Linked DNA regions of Homo sapiens: all the other regions are linked to region 1. A link is a contact called in ENCODE Hi-C or POLR2A ChIA-PET data. All regions are on one chromosome and are shown on one strand. The core of a region is the stretch at or near the end of the contact, and the rest is flanking DNA. Distances in the headings are between cores, read along the strand shown.

Evidence for each region. Hi-C counts contacts between places; a loop is a spot of excess contacts on that map. ChIA-PET counts read pairs that join two places held with the same protein, here RNA polymerase II (POLR2A). Pooled maps may share reads with other maps.
Region 2: a loop to region 1 is called in a pooled map, with 3 times the contacts of the local background. The contact joins two enhancer-like sites. A Hi-C loop is called at or near these places in 5 of 50 pooled maps. POLR2A ChIA-PET finds 5 or more read pairs at or near these places in 3 of 52 experiments (A549 and activated T-cell).
Region 3: a map with no recorded cell type shows a loop between it and region 1 (8-fold over the local background). The contact joins two enhancer-like sites. A Hi-C loop is called at or near these places in 5 of 37 single-sample maps with no recorded cell type and 4 of 50 pooled maps. POLR2A ChIA-PET finds 5 or more read pairs at or near these places in 2 of 52 experiments (GM12878 and WTC11).

The regions. Positions count from the first base shown.
Region 1 is chr16:46,786,588-46,791,222 of GRCh38, reverse strand. It overlaps the pseudogene LOC100130180. Among named protein-coding and RNA genes, the nearest start is that of MYLK3, 41 kb to the right of the region's middle. RefSeq lists enhancers at 757-836, 847-896, 3,049-3,098 and a silencer at 1,047-1,096. Within about 2 kb of position 2,147, at least 12 of the 41 ENCODE cell types and tissues checked have a DNase peak (open chromatin) inside an H3K27ac peak, as active enhancers do; they include GM12878, where a contact is called at or near this core.
Region 2 is chr16:47,035,130-47,039,764 of GRCh38, reverse strand. No RefSeq gene overlaps it. Among named protein-coding and RNA genes, the nearest start is that of DNAJA2-DT, 64 kb to the right of the region's middle. RefSeq lists silencers at 1,676-1,905, 1,916-2,105. Within about 2 kb of position 1,849, at least 20 of the 41 ENCODE cell types and tissues checked have a DNase peak (open chromatin) inside an H3K27ac peak, as active enhancers do.
Region 3 is chr16:47,014,488-47,019,122 of GRCh38, reverse strand. No RefSeq gene overlaps it. Among named protein-coding and RNA genes, the nearest start is that of DNAJA2-DT, 43 kb to the right of the region's middle. Within about 2 kb of position 2,447, at least 4 of the 41 ENCODE cell types and tissues checked have a DNase peak (open chromatin) inside an H3K27ac peak, as active enhancers do; they include GM12878, where a contact is called at or near this core.

The sequences.
Region 1 (4,635 bases), core at 898-3,397:
TATGTCTTGAAATGCAAGATCCCCATGGAAACCATAATCACTACTATGATCCATGTGATAAAACATACTGGGTTCTGGGTAGCAGCCTCCTACAGCACCTTCTAAGTCATGATGGGAACGAGACTATACTAAAACCCTATAGCAGCTTCACAGAGTGAGAAGAATTAGACCTGGTGATAGAGGTGCTATTGTGACGAGTCTAAAGAAAGGCCAGAATCAGAATCTGGTTCTTCAGAAAGCCGAGAAACATCCAAAGTCCTTGTCTGTGGCTAATGACATTAAGTTTATCAAATACATTTACGGGAAGGTCATATAGTAGGTCTTGGCTTTTTAGATTCGTCATCTGATTGTCAACATGTGGAAGAGATCCTCTCAAATTAGTTCTAGGAAGGGTTTGCCCAGGATTGGTGGTATGAGAATGTAACTGTAGAAATGGTTCTTGTGCCTGTGAAGTGCTTCCTACTGGATCTCCTCGAAATGTATTGTTGGGACACAGCAACATGGCCTCATGAATATTGACATCGTGACTTACAGCCTGGGTAAAGTCTCCATTATAATGTGCTGAAGAAATTCATGCCATCATTGATACTGCCTGGAAAAGGAGGAATATCTCCCGATGAGATCCCTCCAGTGAATTTTCAGGCTATGATGAAAACAACAATCTTCCAGAGAGAAAGAAGTATCTGTCCCATTCAGATGTCTCATTTCTAGGTTCAGTGGTCTTTTCTGCCTCCCGGTCAGGTTTATCTGCTGTTTGTTTTCATCTTCATTGTTCTGCTTTGTAATGAGTTCTTCTGGGTTGACACATTTTCCTCGTGCTGGGAACTGGGAGCCCCAGCTTCATGCTCTTTTCTTAGTGCCTCATTTTTCTCGTTCTTCCCCGCCGGCCCAGGGGCTACTCCGAGCTGCTTGGGGATCCCCGCCGCCCCCACTGTGCAGCCTGGCTGGCGCCGACTCCTCTGGCCAACGTGGCGGTGGCGCCGAGCAGCCCGTGAGCCACGTCTGCATCCTCAGCTGCCACGCTGTGCACCAGCCACGAATCCACTTGGCTGCGGGGGATGCAGGGGACCCCCGAGCGCGCGCACCTCCCGGAGCGGCTGGCCCTTGGTGTGCACCTGGCCCGCTCACCCTCCCGAGGCGGGGAAGGGGCTGAGCGCGGAGGCGGAGCTGGCCGGGCCTTTCGGGAGTAGCAGCTCATCGCGGTAGCAGGGTGGGCGGAGCTGGCAGGGTGGGCGGAGCTGGCAGGGTGGGCGGAGCTGGCAGGGTGGGCGGAGCTGGCAGGGTGGGCGGAGCTGGGTGGGCGGTGGCAGGCAGAGGGTGAGGTCCATTTTCTTATTTCCTTTTTAGTCCAGTGGCTGTTTAGGAGTATGTTATTTAGTTTTCACTATTTGTGAATGTTCCTTTTTTGTGTGTGTGCTGTTACGGATTTCTAATTTCACTCCATGTAGTTGGAAAACATACTTGATATGATTTTGACCTTAAATTTGTTAAGACTTCTGTTGTGGCCTAACGTGATCAATATATCTGGGAGAATGTTTTGTGTGTGCTTAAGAATGTGTAGGCCAGGCTTGGTGGCTCACACCTGTAGTCCCAGCACTGTGAGGCTGAAGGGACAGGATCGCTTGAGGCCAGTTCAAGATTACACTGAGCTCTGATCACACCACTGCAGTCTAGCCTGGGTGGCAGATTGAAATCCTGTATCTTAAAAAAGAAGAATAAGAATAAGAATGAGGAGGAAGAGGAGGAGGAGGGGGAGGGGGAGGAGGAGGGGGAGGAGGAGGAGGAGGAAGAAAAGCAGAATGTGTATTCTGTTGAGTGAAAAGTTCTATTTATGTCTGTTAAGTCCATTTGTTATAGTGTTCAAGTTCACTCCTTACCGATTTTCTGTCTGGACGTTCTGTCTGTTACTGAAAGTGGAGTGTTGAAGTCTCCTACTACTATTGCTGTCAATTTGTACTTTTAGATCTGTCAATATTTGCTTTGTTAGGTGCTTTTAAGTTTGGTGTATATATATTTCTAATTGTTATATCTTGTTGACCCATTTTTTGTTAAATGACCTTCTTTGTGTCTAGTGACAGTTTTTGACTTAAAGTCTGCCTTCTTGGATATGAGTTATAGCAACTTCTGCCTTTTTTGGGTTAACATTTGCATGCAATATCTTTTTTCTTCCCTTCACTTTCAGCCTTTGTGTGTCCTTGAGTCTAAACGAGTTTCTTGTAGACAACATATAAATTTTAAATCTGTTCAGGTACTCTACATCTTTCTTTTGTGGAGTTTATTCCATTTACATTTTTTTGTTTTAAAAAATATTTTTATTTGACAAATTATAATTGTATACATGAATGGGGCACAATGTAATGGTTTGATGTATTATATAATGTGGAATAATTAAGCTAATTAACATACCTATCACCTCATTTTTTTTGTTGTAAGACCTTTAAAATTTATTCTTAGCTATTTTGAAATACATAATGCATTATCATTGACTATAGTTGCCCTACTGTGTGTTAGATCTTATATATTTTTCATCCTAATGGAAACTTTGTACTCTTAGATCATTTATTTGACACTCTGATTCCTTGTTCTCTCCTTCTTCTAACCCCCAGCCTCTGGTAACCACCTTTCTACTCTAGTACTATGAGTTTGACATTTTTTAGATTCCACATATAAGTAAGATCGTGTGGCATTTGTCTTTCTGTGCCTGCCTTATTTTACTTAGCCTGATGTCCTCCAGGTTCATCCACAGTATCACAAATGACAGGATTTTCTTCTTTTTAAAGGCTGAATGATATTCTATTGTTGTATATACCATATTTTCTTTATCCATTCATCTGTTGATGAATATTTAGGTTGAATTCATATCTAGCTATTGCAAATAATGTTGCAATAAACATGGGAGTGCAGATACCTCTTCAGCATGATTTTAATGCATTTATTCCATTCAAATTTAAAGTAATTTTTGGTAAGGAAGGATTTATTCTTGCCATTTTGTTGTTTTATTTGTCTTGTGGTTATTTTATTTCCTTTTTTTTTCTTGCTGTCATTTTGTTTCTTTTTTTTTTTTTTTTTTTTTTTTTGCATTGCTAGGTTTTGATTCCCTTTTTCTTTGTGGTTATCACGGGGCTTACACAGAATATAGTTCTCACAGTCTACTTTAAGCTGATAACTTCCCTCTCATGCAAGAATGCTTTTCTCTCTTCTCTTCCCACATTATGCTATTGATGTCACAATTGTCTACTATTTATATTATGTATCCATTAACATATTTTAGTATTAGTTGTTTTTAATACTTTAACCTTTTTTTTTTTTTTTTTCTGGGATAGAGTTTTCCTTGTTGCCCAGGCTGGAGTGCAATGTCGCAATTTTGGCTCACTGCAACCTCCGCCTCCCGGTTCAGGAGATTCTCCTGCCTCAGCCTCCCAAGTAGCTGGGACTAGAAGTGCCCGCCACCACGCGTGGCTAATTTTTTTGTAATTTTAGTAAAGACGGGGTTTTGCTGTGTTGACTTAAGGTGATCCGCCTGCCTCAGCTTCCCAAAGTGCTGGGATTACAGGTGTGAGCCACCAAGCCTGGCCTAATACTTCAAACTTTTTTTTTTTTTTTTTTTTTTGCTTTTTAAGAGACAGGGTCTTGCTCTGTCACCCAGGCTAGTGGCCTGATCTTGGCTCACTGCAACCTCCACCTCCTACATTCAAGTGATTCTCCTGCCTCAGCTTCCCAAGTAGCTGGGGGATTACAGGTGTGCACTACCACACTCAGCTAATTTTTGTATTCTTTTTAGTAGAGATGGGGTTTTGCCATGTCGGCCAGGCTGGTCTCGAACTCCTGACCTCAAGTGATCCACTCACCTCAGCCTCCCAAAGTGCTGGGATTATAGGTGTGAGCCACCGTGCCTGGCCTAAACTTTCATAGTAAGATTGCAGTCTATTTACTCACCACTGTTGGAATAATAAAAGATTTTTTGCCTGTGTATTTACATCTACCAATGAGTTTTATGCTTTATTTTGCTTTCCTATTGTTGTTCAGCATTCTTTCAGCTTGAAGGACTCCCCATATCATTTCTTATTTCTTGTCAGACAGGTCTAGTGGTGATAAACTCCCTCAGTTTTTGTTTGTCTGAGTAAGTCTTTATAGCCCCTCTTTTTTTTTTTTTTTGGAGTCTCACTCTTGCTGGAGTGTAATGGTGTGATCTCGGGTCACTGCAACCTCCGCCTCCCGAGTTCAAGTGATTCTCCTGCCTCAGCCTCCCAAGTAGCTGGGATTACAGGCACCTGCCACCACGCTCAGCTAATTTTTGTATTTTTAATAGAGATGGGGTTTCACCATGTTGGCTAGGCTGGTCTCGAACTCCTGACCTCAGGTGACCTGCCTGCCTCAGCCTCCCAAAGTGCTGGGATTACAGGCATGAGCCACCCCACCTGGCCCAGCCCCTTGTTTTTTAAGGATAGTTTTGATGGGCATAATATTTTTGGTTGGCAGTTTTCTTCCTTGAGTACTTTGAATGTACTGTTCCACTCCCTTCTGTCCTGCAAGGTTTCTGCTGAAAACGGTTAGTCTAATGTGGATTTCCTTGTATGTACCAAGCTGCCTTTCTCTTGCTGCTTCAAAATTCTTTGTCTTTACCTTTTGTTAGTT
Region 2 (4,635 bases), core at 600-3,099, 250 kb before region 1:
TGCCGAATAATGAATGAATCTTCTCATCTGAAAAATAAGGAAATCAAAGGCCCGGTGTCTCTGGAACGTTTAACAAGGGAAGAGGAGAAGGAGGAAAGGCAGAGCCCACCCTGACTGTGTTCCTCTTGTCTTTTCTCCTCCCACCCTTCTTCCTTCCTTCCTTTCTTTTATTCAACACATATTCTCTCCCCTGGTTTTTTGTTTTGTTTTGTTTTGTTTTGTTTGAGACAGGGTCTCACTCTGTTGCCCAGGCTGGAGTGCAGTGGAGCCATCTCGGCTTAGTGCAACCTCTGCCTTCTGGATCTGCGTCATGCGATCCTCCCTCCTCAGCCTCAAGAGTAGTTGGGACCATGAGCAGGCACCACCACACCCAGGTAATTGTTTTGATTTTTAGTGGAGAAGGGGGGTGCTCACTATGTTGCCCAGGCTGTTCTCAAACTCCTGAGCTCAAGTAATCCCTCCATCTTGGCCTCCCGAAGTGCTGGGATTACAGGAGTGAGCCACCTCCCCTGTTTTTTAAGGGGAGGAAAGAGAGTGGTGAAAGGGGAGGAAAGAGAGGGCAACAGCTCCTCATTTTGCACACCTCACGGTTTACAAACACAGTCACATGATGAGTGGATTTTCTCATTGGACCACTGAGGTACACTCGCCTGTAGTTCCAGCACTTTGGAGGCTGAAGCGGGAGGATGGCTTTAGCCCAGGAGTTCAGGACCAGCCTGGGCAACATAGTGAGACCTCGTCCCTATATAAATGTAATTTTATGTATGTATATATTTTTAAATAGTAATGAAGTATGTCCCAAATACTTCATGGTACATACTTACACCAAAAGTTTTTTTGGCCGGGCACAGTGGCTCACGCCTGTAATCCCTGCACTTTGGGAGGCTGAGGCAGATGGATCACTTGATGTCAGGAGTTCAAGACCCGCCTGGCCAACATGGCGAAACCCTGTCTCTACTAAAAATACAAAAATTAACTGGATGTGGTGGTGCACGCCTGTAATCCCAGCTACTCGGGAGGCTGAGGCAGGACTTGAACCCGGGAGGTGGAGTTTGCAGTGAGCCAAGACTGCGCCACTGCACTCCAGCCTGGGGGGCAGAGCAAGACTCCGTTTCAAAAATAAAATAAAATAAATAAAAAAATTTATTGTCTATTTGAAATTTGAATTTCACTTTGACATCCTCTTTTTTGGCGGGGGGGACAGTCTCACTCTGTCCTCAAGCTGTCGTGCAGTAGCACGATCTGGGCTCACAGCAGCCTCAAACTCCTGGACTCAAAACGATCCTCCCGCTGAGGGAAAATGTACTCCCATTTGACAGACGTCGAAACTGAGGCCTGGAAGAAGTTATGCAATCTCTCTGAGTCACGCATTACATCTGAAATCCTGCGCGTCCTTCGCCAGCTTTCTCTGTCTCTCTGCCGTCCTGTCCCCTCTAGACCAACCATCAGTTAATAGTCTGAATGTCTGGAAGGACAGGGCTCTGAGTGCCTCCCTTCCTTGGGGCCGTGCACTCTCTCTCCGACCAGCGATTTGTCACGGGTCTCGTGAGAGGAGCCGGGTGGGAACGGCCGCGTCCCCGCTCCCGCCCTCCCTCCCTTGCTTCCTGGACGCCGCTGGGAGTCGGGCCTCGCGGTGGATGGCACTATCGAGACCCCTCTCACCAGAAACACGCGGCCCGTTCTCGCGTGGGGCTTTGGTGGAGACCCTCGACGCCAAGGCGGGGGCTTGTCCTCGGTTTTCCCTCCTCCTCCCGCCCCGCGGGGAGCTCGGCCCTCCTCCTGCGGGGGGGGAAGCCATTTCCCGAACCCGCGCGCCCTCTGGCGGCCTGAGCCGGTGCAGAAGCCAGGCTGTGTTGACTCCGCCCGCGAGCACCCTGCCTGGGGACCGCGCGCCGCGGGGCAGCTTCCTATCTTCGCCTCGGAGGGACACAGCTTGCCTGGGCGCAGCCCCCCGGCGCGGTCCTCGCGGCCTCCCCGGCGCCCTCCCGCGGGGTCCTCCCAGCCGCCGCCTCCGGAGCCCCCCGCCTCCCTGTGTTCCCGGCCGCGTGACGCCTCCCACCGTGGAACGGGGCAGCTGCGGGACGTGTTCCTCTCCCCACTGGACTCAGATTCTTCCAGGGGAGATCCCGCCAGAGGCGCATCCCCGGAGTCTCCTCCCCGGAGCCTCATCCCCAGAGAAGAGTCTGGCACGGGGCCGCCTTCGCTGTGGGCTGTCGGCCACTTCTGAAGAAGGTGCAAGTGAACCGCAGATAAACCAGCGAAGGCGCCACCCGAGGGCCTGGAGTGCGGAGGGAGTCCCCCCTGAGGGCTGCTGAGGGGTTGCCTCGAGAAATACAGGGCGACCCACCCAAATCTGAATTTCAGATAGACAGCAAGTACTTTTTTTAGTGTAAGTATGTCCCGGCCGGGCGCGGTGGTGCACGCCTGTGGTCCCAGCACTTTGGAGGCCAAGGCGGGAGGATTGCTTGAGCCCAGGAGTCTCAGGACCAGCCTGGGCAACATGGTGAGACCTCATCTCTATAGAAATTTAATTTTACATATGTATATATTTCTAAATAGTAATGAAGTATGTCTCAAATACTGCATGGTACATACTTACACTAAAATTTTTCCATTGTTTATCTGAAATTTGAATTTAACTTTAACTGACAGCCTCCTTTTTTTTTTTCATACAGGGTCTCACTCTGTCACCAGGCTGTGGTGCAGTGGCACTATCTTGGCTCACTGCAGACTCAAATTCCTGAGCTCAAACGATCCTCCCTCCTCAGCCTCCTGAGTAGCTGGGACTACAGGCATGCACCACCACGAAACTGGCTAATATTTTTATTTCTTGTAGAAACAAGGTCTTGTTATGTTGCCCAGGCTGGCTTCAAACTCCTGGGCTCGGGTGATCCTCCCACCTCGGCCTCCCACAGTGCTGGGATTACAGGGATGAGCCACCGCTGGCGGACCTCTATTTTTATTTGCTAAATCTGACAACTCTAGCTGGGTGGAGTCATGGCCATAAAAAACCCATCTGAGCAAAATGGGGCTAGGGGAATGAGGGAATAGGTAGAAGTCCTCAGAGAGACCGGGACAGGGCAGGAGGGCTGAGTCTAAATCCAATTTAGGCCAGGGAGAAGAGAACAGTAATGCAAACTGCACGTTTTTACATGGAACTCACAGCCACGTCATCTAGGGATGGTGAAAACAAGGAAAACTGCCTGTTCCTCAAGCTTCTGCTAAAATATTGGTTTCTCCAGCCTCTCCAACAATTGTATCTGCAGGACACACCGGGCATGTGGAAGATTTCCTCCAAATTAATCACCCAACCCCACCCTTAAGCACAGAAATTGGGACACTTTCCCCCATGACACCTAGAGGGCATCAATACTTGGTGTGAAATGAATTGATTCGAGAGAAAAAGCTGTGACCCAGGTGGAGCCTGCTTGTGCTGCACCTCTCCATGCTTCGGTTTCCTCATCACTAAAGTGGGAATAATAACTGAGCGTACCTTATAAGGTGGTTAATAGATGTATCTGAAACAATGGCTGGCTCATAGTAAATGCTGCATAAATGTGAGCCCTTACCTTTATTATTATTGCTTAAACAGCGCTTACTGCAATAGGTATCTCCACTAATTTTTCTCCTGGAATTCCTGCATTCTAGTTATTTCCCACATTTGGTGGCACCTGTAACAATTATAAGACATCCTGGGGGGATTTCTTTCCCTTCCTTGAGCAAAGACGCGGGCTCTGAGAGTGATGTGATAATGGCATTTCCTCGGTGAAACAATCTCTTGGTCTCACTTCCCTGTGACCACTGCTGTGCATCTATGTCCCTAGCAATATTCGAACTCATTTATAATGATTTCTGGTCATTGCACTGGACAAGAGTTTGATGGCTACTAGGCCTCTTAATTTGACCGAAAAACATTTGAAGCATGAAGCCACGTGAAACAATCAGTGCCAGCACCATCATGAAATATCCTTTTATTTGAAACCGATTTGGAGTGTCATTTTTTATATTATGGATGATCCATCTTCAGATTCCAACTTCTCGGCATCTGCGTTCTCCTGCACCAGGAGGGAGAGAACAGCAGCAGGCCTGCCCTGGGCCCTCGCAGCCAGGGAGGCACCACCCCCAGGAATCAGATTCTCAGGACATGCCAGGCACACCTGACACTTGGCTTCTTCACCAGCATCGTTTCACCTGCTGTTGACAGCAAGGCATTAGCACAAAAGGAAATTCCCGCTGAAAGTCCTGGGGCTGCCATCAGCCAGCGCACCCAAACACCATAGATAGTATTGGCTGCTTTTGGTTGGTGTTCATGCCAAATTTGATGTTCAAATTGAAAATCACCCCTGAGCAAAACAGCCATGAAATTATAATAAATAATAATCTCTCAGTCTGTGCCTTGCCATGCCAAAAGAGCTGGATTTGAAAGTTGTTTTTGTTTTTGTTTTCAAGATAGAGTCTTGCTCTGTTGCCCAGGCTGGAGTGCAGTGGCGTGATCTCAGCATGCTGCAGCTTCGACCTCCCGGGTTCAAGAACTCCTCCCACTTCAGCCTCCTCAGTAGCTGGGATCACAGGTGCATGCCACCATGCTTGACTAATTTTTGTATATTTTTGTAGAGACGGGGTTTCACTATGTTG
Region 3 (4,635 bases), core at 1,198-3,697, 230 kb before region 1:
TTTTTTTGTAGAGATGGGAGTCTCACGATGTTGCCCAGGCTGCTCTGGAACTTCTGGCCTTAAGCAATCCACCTCCCTCGGCCTCCCAAACTGCTGGGATTACAGGTGTGAGCCACCACGCCTGGCCCAACACCATCTTATTGTAAGTGTTCTACTTTTAAAATGATACTCTCGAAGCTGTCAGCCAAAATTTGGGGTTCTTGATACAACACTACTCAGGGCAAGAAACAAAGTCACTTTCCAACCAGTCCCTGTGGTCCCAGTCTTATGAAGTCTTAGCAACTTTTTTTTTTTTTAACAATCTTGCTCTGTCACCCAGCCTGGAGTGCGGTGATGCAATCTTGGCTCACTGCAACCTCCGCCTCCCATGCTCAAGCAATTCTTCTGTCTCAGCCTCCTGAGTAGCTGGGACTACAGGCGTGTGCCAAGACGCCCAGCTAATTTTTGTATTTTAAGTAGAGACGGGGTCTGGCCATGTCGATCAGGCTGGTCTCGAACTCCTGGCCTCAAGTGATCCACCCACACAGCCTCTTAGCAACTTTGAATTACATGCTTGGTGTTTTCCTAAATTTGAGGTGTAATGGTGGCTAGAAAACATCAGTTCTCAGATGATGAAGCATGATCAATGGTGTTGAAAGAGGGAAACAGATGAGTGCCTTTACTGCCTCCTTCACCATAGTAACAGCACAGCTAGAGAGATGTGAAACTTTGCTGCGAAAATGACAGAGCCTGCTCCAGGCAGAGCGGCACAAACACAACTGAGAGTGCACTCCTGCATTCTGACCACAGGTGGCACCTGAGCGTGTCGTAGTCGTCCACATCCCAACTGTTCAGGCTATGTTGGACACTGACTTTCTAACGTCTGTGCCTTAAGCAAAACTGTACGTTTTCACTTCTTTCCTAAAAACTTCATCTGTAATAACACTAGACAGCAAAAAAAGGACCTGATTTTTTTTCAGCCTAATAGAATGTATATCCCACTTTAGTCCGTATTTATTATAATAAAATTGTTTTTGTTTTAAGTATTTCTAAATTATCCCCTATCCCCGACATCTTACAGCCCTAAATCAAGAGCCATACACATTATGTCTTGGACTCATGATCTTTTATATCCATCTGTCTATGGTCAGTGGGAGTTGGTACAGAAGTATCTGGAAAGTGGGGTCAGAGGCAGGAAATCACAAAGGCCAGTTGTCCAGCAGGGAGAGAGGACCAGTGTGAGCCTGCGAGACACAGGCACCTCCCATGCCCCACCTGAAACTACTCTATCTCCTGAGACTAAAGGCTTGATCCAGGCCACCTTCTGGACCCGGTGGCTCCGCCTCCCACCTGGGCCATCTGAGCTGCCCTCCTTAGGGCTTCTCTTCTCAGGACAGACAAAGAACAGAATCTATGCCCTCTGCTTCAGGCTTGCCAAAACCCTGCGCGTTCTAACCTTATGACATGGGACAGAAAGAAGATCAAACTTTAGGACATAGAGCCCTCAGGAAAATTAAATGCACACCAGGTAGCGCATTTCTACTAGATTATTCTTTACTGTTTTTGTTTTGTTTTGTTTGTTTGTTTTTGAAAACGGAGACTCACTCTGTTTCCCAGGCTGGAGTGCAGTGGCGTGATCTCGGCTCACTGCAACCTCTGCCTCCTGGTTTCAAGTGATTCTTGTGCCTCAGCCTCCTGAGTAGCTGGAACTACGGGTCATGCCACCACACCCGGCAAATTTTTTTGTATTTTTAGTAGAGATGGGATTTCACCATGTTGGCCAGGCTGGTCTCCAACTCCTGAACCTCAGGTGATCCACCTGCCTCAGCCTCCCAAAGTGCTGGGATAACAGCTGTGAGCCACTACTCCCAGCCTAGATTATTCTTTACATGATGTCACAGGAAGGGCTAATTGCTATGGGACCAGATACAGGTGAAGGAGAAGACCAGCCGGGCAGAACTAAGACCAAAAGAACTAAGACCAAAAGAACTAAGACCAAAAGAAATGCGAAGAGAATAATAACGCTGTAGTAGAAGAAGGTTCACCTTTGCCCTTCCCTACCCCCTGCCTGCATTTATCCCACACAAAAGCAAAAGAGGCCTTGATTGAGGGGCTGGCAGACTGGGTGGGGCAAGAAAAGAGAAGAGAGGGAAAGTGATGAATGTGGATAATGGGAACCAGTGCTTTCCCATAGACATTGTGGAAGAAAACACGTTGCAAGCAAAGGATCTGAGAGCATAGGAGGCCTGTGTTCCCCTGTGTGGGAAAGTTGCAAAACCCCAGAAAGGAAATGAACACATAGGCGTCTAGGGGAATGTGGTCACAGAGGGTGACAGTTACTTCCTAAGCCTGTGCACAGCAATGGAGGCCACAGAAGAATAGCCCTGACCCTATTCACGACAGCATGGACCAGTCCACCGGACCTGACCAGGCAGACGTGGATGGATGGCTGTGTGGACACCTGGTAGGCAACATAGAGGACAAACCCCAACTTCCTGGTATTACAGAAGCCCTGGGGCTTAGACAATACCCCAGGGCAGGGAAGAATGCCACATTTCCACAACCTTAGTCAACTGGGGGTCCTGGGTAGAAGTTAAATTGGGTTATAGGCCAGGTGTGGTGGCTCACGCCTGTAATCCTAGCACTTTGGGAGGCAGAGGCTGGCCAATCACCTGAGGTCAGGAGTTTGAGACCAACTTCGCAAACATGGTGAAACCTCATCTCTACTAAAAAAATACAAAACTTAGCTGGGTGTGGTGGTCCGTCCCTGTAATCCTAGCGACCCGGGAGGCGGAGGCTGCAGAACTGCTGGAACCCAGGAGGCGGAGGCTGCAGTGAGCCGAGATTGCGCCACTGCACTCCAGCCTGGGCAACAGAGCAAGACTCTGTCTCAAAAAATAAATAAATAAATAGGCTACAGAACAATAGAAAATGCTCTATTTCTTGAACACCTCAGCTGTATATCCACCACAAAGTAGAAATTGGTCTCGTTTTGGGCAAGAATGACAGCACTGTGAATTTTAAGTCATAAAACATTCCCTGCCACACACACCATGGTCAGTGTGTCTGAATAATGCGTGGTATTGTATTACTTATTGGAAATGAGTGGTTTATTTTATGATCTAAATTTTAAACCCTTTAATATGCCTCCCAAGGGATCATCTGATTTGGAAAAAGAAAAAGAAAATCTAAAGAATGAATAAGACTACAGAAAAAATATAAACGGTTCTATTGGATTTTTTCTAATATGAACTCTGCATTGGCCAAAGAAGGTAAAATAATAAACCCGTCTGTTTTGGGGTACAGTTTTTATCAAACTTTGGTGAAAATGGAAAGATGTATGTTGCATGCCCTTATTTGTATACAGAATGGGGATATATATGCATAGAAAATACCTGCGATGATGTCTAAGACACAATTATTAACAGAAATTGCTTCCTGGTGGAGGGGACTAGGGATCCAGAGTGGGGAAGAAATCATTTTCTACTTATGCATGTATTACTTTAATTTTAAAAGCAACATCAGCAATTAGCCAAAGAAAAAGCCAAGGTCATCTGTAGGTCAAAACTATCAGGAAAGTAGGCTGAGGAAGCAAATGAGCAAAGAGTAGGATAAAGGAGGATGCCAGAACTGCGGGCACGCAGCTCCTACAGTTTTGGTTCCAGATTCCTGGTGATGTGTCTTAGTCCATTTTGGCTGCTACAACAAAATACCATCAACTGATGTCTTCTAAATGACAGAAATGTATTGTTCATATTTCTGGAGGCTGGGAAGTCCAAGATAAGGCATGAGCAGATCTGGTGTTTGGCAAGGGCCTGTTTCTGATTCATTGATGATGACTTTTTGCTGTGTTTGAATGAGCTCCCTCAGGCCAATTGTATGAGAGTACTGATCACCTCTCAAGAGGGCCCATCTCCCAACATCATCTTGGGGGTTAGAGATTCAACCTGTGAATTTGGGGAGGACACAAAGTTTCCAACCATAGTATGGTGTTTTCTAGTCTTGGATCCCAGAGTTCAAACCTTGTAAATCCTATCCCATTTTTATCAAAAATAGAGATTTATTATGTCAATGTGACATAATGGCATAAAGCACTAAACCATTTGACAGGGCATCCTTTCAAAAGTGAAAAGCAGTGTTTGATTATATAGCTTCCCCACTAATCCTTGTTACCAACAGCTACTTAATCTAATCCTGAAGATGGAGTACAATATTCTTTCTGCAACACACTGAATACTCACTTCAATTTATTGTATTTTTTCTAAATATACCTCTCTTCCTTCTGGCAGCAGGGACATTTCATTAGCAAATAAATGGAGTCTTGTGCCCTTCTGACAGTCTCACACCTGCCCAACAATCCCAGACCCTGGGTCTGGCCAGGGACAGGCCAACTCCAGGGTTCTCTGCCAAGGGAAGTCCTGGAAAGGCTCTGTGCTCAAGACAAGCCCCTAGGCCACCCCGAGGGAGGGGGATCGTTCCAGGATAAGGGAAAAACAAAAAGAAATTGAACATGGCTGGGGTCGGTGGTTCACACCTGTAAGCCCAGCACTCTAGGAGGCCAAGGTGGGCAGATCACTTGAGCCCTGGAGTTCAAGACCAGCTTGGGTTTCACATGGTGAAACCCCATCTCTATTAAAAATACAAAAATTAGCCCGG